2 separate regions of the Homo sapiens genome follow, and region 1 is linked to region 2. Evidence: read pairs that join two places in POLR2A ChIA-PET (ENCODE). Cell type or tissue: CD4-positive, alpha-beta T cell. All regions are shown on one strand. Links, peaks and the distances in the headings refer to the core of each region. The heading gives the core; the rest is flanking DNA.

Region 1 (4,123 bases), core at 702-3,201, 360 kb before region 2:
CACCACTGCACTTCACCAGCCTGGTCAACTGAGTGAGACTCTGTCTCAAAAAAAAAAAAAAAAAAAAAAAAAAGGCTTATCCACATTGCAGGTTGGCCAATCTTGTTTTCAATTTTTCTTCACTAAACATGTACTGAGCATCTTATTTGCGCTCCTCACTAAACATGTACTGAGCATCTTATTTGTGCAGGACAATGTGCTAGATGCTCTACATAAAAACATAAGATATTGTCCTTGCCCTCTAGTTACTTGTGTTGTACTTGAAACAACAGGTCACAGAAGAATGCTTTAAAATCCTATCTTAAAAATCATTAAAATAAGGCTCAGAGACTTTAGACTAATTTACCCAAAACCACAGAGATTAGAGCTTATCTTTTCTGTTTGATGGATCTCTACCTCTCGATTGATCAAAAACTTCAATACCTAATATTTGAGTAGCACAGTGTTCTGGGATGTAAAGTTCCATAGGGTACAGGCTTTATCCTCAAGAAATCTACATTTTAGTAGAATTGCAAAGACATTAAACACATAATTAAAATATTTGGTGGTATGTGATGAGCGCTTGACAGTGGAGCAAAAAGCCCAGCATAGCACTCAGGGATCATTTCCTGTGCAGGTGTTTGAAGAAGACCTGATCCCACCTCTAAGGCTTAAGCAACACTTGTGAAGACATCAACATCCTTGACTTGATTAATCTAACCTTCAACCAAGGCTGTGAGCTAGCTGAAGAAGGTTTCAGGTTTTCCCTGGTAAACCCATATAATTCTGACCAGTGATGGCAGGGAAAGTTTAAACAAGGAAGTAGTGGTGTAGGCAGTTGGCAAGAGGAGAAAAACCAGAAAGTCCTAAAGAGAAGGGAGCTTAAACAGGTACTCCAAGAACCACAGGGAGCCTCTGGAAAACCTTCAGATTCGTGATCCTTGCCCACTTGGATTCCTAAACCTGCACTCAGATTTCACCAGTAATGGGGATCAAGAGACTCAGGGTCAGATGGTGACTTTTATGTGTGTCTTGAGCCTCTTCACAATATGACCCATTCTTCTCCTTTCCATTTCCTATGCCTCCCCTCCCGCCTCACTGACCATCCAGCTCCGATCTATATGTTCTTCAACGAGGAGCTGACCTCAACAGGTTGCCTTTCCTGAGCTCCAGTGTCACTGGCTGCCCTCTGTGATTGGGCAATGTGAGGCGCAGGCTTGGGAGTGTAGAGGAGATGAGGAGTGGGAAGAAGCCTGAAGCCACAGCTCCTCCACCTTGGATGGTTTCTCAGGTGACAGACAGGTCCCTTCTCTGGCTTCAGCTCCTGCTGGGCAGGCCTGCCGTGGTTCTAGCCACTGCCAGCTGACCCTGGCTCCTGGGGCCTTACCTCTTTCACTTCTTTTTCTGTTGATAAACCCGTTTGGCTTCCAGCTTCTCCAGCACCTGTGTAAACAATTCCTGTACCCAAATTGAATTTCTTCTCTTGTAAATACTTAAAGTGGTTTCTGATTTCTTTGCTAGATCCTAATTGATACATATATACATGAAGAATTGATATATTAAATGGTGACTTGCCAAGTAGGGCAGTTACGATATTCGAGCCTAGAACACAAAGACTGTCTCCTCCTCGCCCCCAATATGCAGGAATTGCTTAGATGACTCTTCAAACAGATTTACCTCAGGAAGAACTGGGCCACCATCTGAGCAAGAGCAATCGTAATATGAATCCACTGTCCTTGAAGTGTGTTATAAGCAACCAAACACCCCATGGTTGTCATACCATTGGCTCAACTATGAAAAAAATACGAGTATGTGATGGACATGCGGTGCAGCCCATAAACTCAGTGTGCCAAGAGCTCTTGCAGTTCTTGAGTTCATTTATATTAGCAGAAGGTTTTAAAGAGGTAGTGGGAGAAGATGAAAGCAGAAATGTTTATATTTTTTAAAAAGAGGAAGGCAGAGATGAAAGTCAGAAAGAGAAGGGGCGAGAGGAGCTAGCCCATAGGTCTACTGGTGTGAGGATGATGCAATCAATTCCCAACTCAGCAAGGCATAGAAAGGGAATGAACTAGTAGCCCAAAGAGGAAGTGGGACAAGAGCTAGTTCCTCCTTCATCAGTTACCCCCATGGCTTCACAGTCTAGTGGAAATGCTCACATTTTGGAAAGGCAGATATTCTTAGACAAATACAAGTTGAAAACTGCACTTCACATAAACAAAGAATGATTTGCAGATTGACTTCCTTGTTACCAATTCAAATATAAAAAGCCTCTCTCCTTTAGCATATATAGTAAAGGATGGCTTACATACTAGATTTCTTCTGTTGCCTGGATTATAAATTATGAAAAATTACACAAATTATATATATATATATATAGTACACACAGTGTAAGCATATATACAAAAATATCTATATATACAAAAATTATACAAATTCTAGAATTATACAATTTCTAAGCCATTAAACCAAATGTTCTATGCCCCATCTTCCAGGACCTGTTGTTTTTTTAAACAAGCCTAAATACACATACACCCTCCAAACACTTCTCGAGATATTTTAAATAAACTCATTTTATTAAATCAAGCTGAGATTTTTTATTTTTATTTTTTTAGAGATGGGGTTTTGCTATGTTGTAGACACTGGTCTCAAGCATCTGGGCTCAAAGGATCCTTGGGCTTCACCCTCCTGAGTAGCTGGGACTACAGGCGCACACCACTGCACCCAGTGTGGTTTTTTATATTATATATTCACCTGCATTGTTCCATGAAAAATGTAATATAAATGCAAGCACATGCTGCAGATGCTAAATTAGAAAAACATCTGTGCTTTTTACATCATCCTGCCTTAGAAAGAAGGCACCCAGGACAATCCCAGCAGCTGGCACACTCTACGTGGTGTGCTCATTACCACAAGTAAATAAAGTCAGTAAATTACTGGCAGAGCACAGGGGGCATGATGAGATTAGGAAATAACCCTTTCATCAAACTCTCTGCACATTGCATATTGCCTGGGCAAAAAGCAAATAATGATGATCAATGGGGAATTAATATTTTAGTCAAAGAGGAATGGAGATGAATATATACTATAAATTATTAACCAGCACTTGTACTCTATCCCCTTGGCACAGCATGAAATAGGCTTCTAAAGAAACAGGATACATATCTTCTACTTACTTAGCAATGTTTTCTTCAACCAATGAATAATATTCATAAAGATGCAAATCTCTAAGACATTCAAGAGAAAAAATATATACCTGAATTTCTCTACCTTTCTGTAAGAGAATGTAAACCAAACATAAATATTCTTATGCTTATACTTATATAAATAGATATGTTTTATGTGATATGTCCATAAATATTACTGTGCTATAGCAGAGAAACAGTCATTGGGCTGGAAATTGAGACGCATCAGTTCTAGCTCACCCTTGGCTATGACCGGCAGTGACATTTTAAACTCTCTGGGCCTTTGTTTTCTCAACATAAAATAAGGGGTTAGATCAGAGATGACCTGGAAGAACACTTTCCACTTTCAAATTCTTCATAAGGGCCTTATAATGAGCAACATGTAAGAAGGACTTGGAAAAAGTGAGGTGGGCTCCAGCATAAAAATGAAAAACATTATATAAAAATTGCCGGCGAGGTGCGGTGGCTCATACCTGTAATCCCAGCACTTTGGGAGGCCAAGGCAGGTGGAACACTTGATGTCAGGAGTTCAAGACCAGCCTGGCCAACATGGGGAAACCTTGTCTCTACTAAAAATACAAAAATTAGCCAGGTGTGGTGGTGGGCACCTGTAATCTCAGCTACCTTGGGAGGCTGAGGCAGGAGAATTGCTTGAACCCAGGAGGCAGAGGTTGCATTGAGCCAAGATTGTGCCACTGCACTCCAGCCTGGGTGACAGTGCGAGACTCCATCTCAAAAAAAAAAAAATGCCAATTATTGAAGCCAAGGAAATATATACTGGTACAGGAGAAAAAAGATATCTATATCTATATCTATATCTATATCTATATCTATATTTATATATACAAACACATAATCATATACATATATAAATTGCTACTCTCTTAATAAAAAAATTATGAACCAATAATTGTACACATAAGCAAAGGAGTTCTGTATTTGCATAGTATCATGAAAGTTAC
Region 2 (3,201 bases), core at 702-3,201:
TATTTTTAGTAGAGACGGGGTTTCACCATGTTGGCCAGGCTGATCCCAAACTCCTGACCTGAGGTGATCCACCCGCCTTGGCCTCCCAAAGTGCTGGGATTACAGGCATGAGCCACCGCCCAGACTCTCTTTAGTGATCAGTTTTCCTGGGAACTAATAGAGTGAGAACTCACCCATTATCTTGAAAAGGACACCAAGCCATTCAAAGGATACGTCCCCATGACCCAAACACCTCCAATTAGACCCCACCTCTAACAATGGGGATCAAATTTCAATATGAGATTTGGAGAGGACAGACATCCAAACAGTATCAGTCACCTTTGTATGAATTTATCACAACATCCTGAATCTTCACAACATCCTTATTATCTCCATTTTGCAGATAAGGTGACTTGACTCATGAGATAGGCGACCTGCATATGGATTTACTGTTTGTGAATGGCAGACCTAGGATTAAGCTATCCTGACCCAATGTCATTATATTTAACCAAGTAAACTATTTGTAGAAATGAATCATATCTCTGGATTATGTAAAGCTTTCTTGTTAGTCATGGTGTAAACTGAGAGCCAGTTTTAGTTCAGATAGCCAGTATATCTTCATAGTCTCATGGATTGGAGAGATGACTTTATCAATTCTCAGAGTTGACTCAGTGATACCTGCTTAAGATATCTGCCCTGGTCAAATGCCAGGACTTTTTGATGTCTTGATGACATTTGAATGCCTTTTTTTTTTTTTTTTTGAGATGAAGTCTCGCTCTGTCCCCCAGGCTGGAGTACAATGGCGCGATCCCAGCTCACTGCAACCTCTGCCTCCTGGTTTCAAGCGATCCTCCCACCAAGTAGCTGGGATTGCAAGCATGCGCCACCACACCTGGCTAATTTTTGTATTTTTAGTAAGTGGAGGTGGATTTCACCATGTTGTCCAGGCTGATCTCGAACTCCTGACCTCAAGTGATCTGCCTGCCTTAGCCTTCCAAAATGCTGGGATTATAGGCATGATCTATTGCACCCAGCGGTAATTTCTCTTGTTTTGAGATGGAGTCTTGCTCTGTTGCCTAGGCTGGAGGGCAGTGGTGCAATCTCAGCTCACTGCAACTTCCACCCCCTGGGTTGAAGAGATTCTCCTGCCTCCGCCGCCGGAGTAGCTGGGATTACAGGTGCCCACACCACGCCTGGCTGATTTTTGTATTTTTAGTAGGGTGGGGGCGTTTCACCACGTTGGCCAAGCTGGTCTTGAACTCCTGATCTCAGGTGATCTACCCATCTCAGCCTCCCAAAGTGCTGGGATTACAGGCATGAGCCACTACGCCTGCCCTGTAATTTCTTTTTTTCTTTTTCTTTTCTTTCTTTTTTTTTTTTTTTGAGATGGACTCTCGCTCTGTTGCCCAAGCTGGAGTGCAGTGGCGCAGTCTTGGCTCACTGCAACTTCCACCTGCTGGGTTCAACAATTCTCCTGCCTCAGCCTCCCAAGTAGCTGGGACTACAGGCGTGCGCCACCATGCCTGGCTAATTTTTTTTGTCTTTTTATTAGAGTCGGGGTTTCACCATGCTGGGCAGGCTGGTCTGGAACTCCTGACCTCGTGATCCACCCGCGTCGGCCTCCCAAAGTGCTGGGATTACAGGCGTGAGCCACCACACCCGGCCCGTAATTTCTTTATTGAAAAATTTTTACAAGGAGGCATAAAGTTGGAGTTGACAAAAATACAAAAATTAGCCAAGCATGGTGGCAGGTACCTGTAATCTTAGCTACTTGGGAGGCTGAGACAGGAGAATTCCTTGAACTTGGGAGGTGGAGGTTGCAGTGAGCTGAGATCATGACACTACTCCAGCCTGGGTGACAGAGTGAGACTCTGTCTCAAAAAAAAAAAAAAAAAAAAATTCTTTTCATTTGTTCTATACTGCAGAATAGTAAAAGCTCATTAAAAATGTCATCCCTGAGGGGCCAACTTTACTTTTGGTGTGAAAATATGTATCATGGAGGGCCGGGGGTGTAGGGGGACCTAAGTCCTGAAATTTTAGGACTTTCACTTTTTCCCAAAACTGTATTACTCATTAGCAGATGAACTTTAAAACTGCCTTTTAAAATGATATTTTAGTTGCGCTAAATTATGGTATGACACTGAATGATACGATAAGTCTCTTAAAAATAGTAGCCAAGTAGATAGACCAATAGACTGTTAAAAGAAAAACTTTCAGACAAATTTTACAATTTAACTGAGCAAGGAAAAATGATTCACAAATTGGGTAGCCCTTAGAGCAGATTCAGAGAGGCTGTGGTACTGCTGCATGGTCTTAGAGAATTTACGGACAGAAAAAGAAAAGTGATGTATAGAAAATGGAAATATGAGGTACAGAAGTGAATTGGTTATAGTTTATTTGCTTTATTTGGCAAAATGAACATGGTTTGAACAGTTGGTTATTCATGAGTGGTTGAAGTATGGCTGCTGTGGTTGGCTGAGATTTAGCTATTGTTACAGAAGCATATTGCTAAGTGAGAATTTGCTTACCTAATAAGTTAGGTTGCAGTTCATACATAAGAACCCAAGTATGCTTTAGGGCTGTTTCAGGCCAGATTTTGATTTAACAAAACTAGTGTCACTCATAGGCTTTAGAGCCTCCTCTTCATTTATCTTATGTTTCCCCTTTTCATGGCTTTATTTTAGTTGCTTCTCAGCTACTCAGAGAAATCTCTGTATCTTGTAGTATCTAATCACACTTTAAAAAAATGATTCATTTCCCAGTGGGCAGAGTAGCACACAGCTGTAGTCCCAGCTACTTGGGTGACTAAGTTAGGAGAATCTCTTGAGGCCAGGAGTTCAAGGCTGTAGTGTTCTATAATTGCACCACTGCATTCCAGCCTGGGCAAGATAGTGAGACCCCATTTACTGATTATAAGATTTAAAAATATCTGCTGCATGATTTGTGAAAAACACAGAAAGTCGTAAGGAGTAAAATAAATCATCTTTAATTTTTTTTAAAGTTAACCACGGTTAAGAGTTGGGTCTGTTTCCTTTTATTCCGTATGTACCTTTTTCCCTGTCTCCTTTAATTAGTACTGAGTTAAAGACCGTGCTTTACTTAGTACTTGAGTATGATTTCTGGAAAAAAAAATTACTGGTTTTATAAAAATGTGTGTACACTAAAATTCATTTATTTTACCATGTACAATTTTTTGAGTTTGGGCAAATTCATAGACTCAGG

Evidence for each region. Peaks named below come from ENCODE experiments on the same cell type or tissue, not always from the same donor. Only the 100,000 strongest peaks of a DNase experiment are listed, where the experiment ranks them.
Region 1: POLR2A ChIA-PET joins it to region 2 with 9 read pairs; 3 of 35 experiments call an interaction of 5 or more read pairs at or near these places.

The regions. Positions count from the first base shown.
Region 1 is chr10:63,701,157-63,705,279 of GRCh38, reverse strand. No RefSeq gene overlaps it. Among named protein-coding and RNA genes, the nearest start is that of REEP3, 180 kb to the right of the region's middle. In CD4-positive, alpha-beta T cell, for the core only: no CTCF peak of the experiment used is centred there; a DNase peak (open chromatin) is centred at 2,009.
Region 2 is chr10:63,345,745-63,348,945 of GRCh38, reverse strand. All of the region lies in intron 2 of JMJD1C (jumonji domain containing 1C), which reads left to right. Among named protein-coding and RNA genes, the nearest start is that of MIR1296, 26 kb to the left of the region's middle. In CD4-positive, alpha-beta T cell, for the core only: no CTCF peak of the experiment used is centred there; no DNase peak of the experiment used is centred there.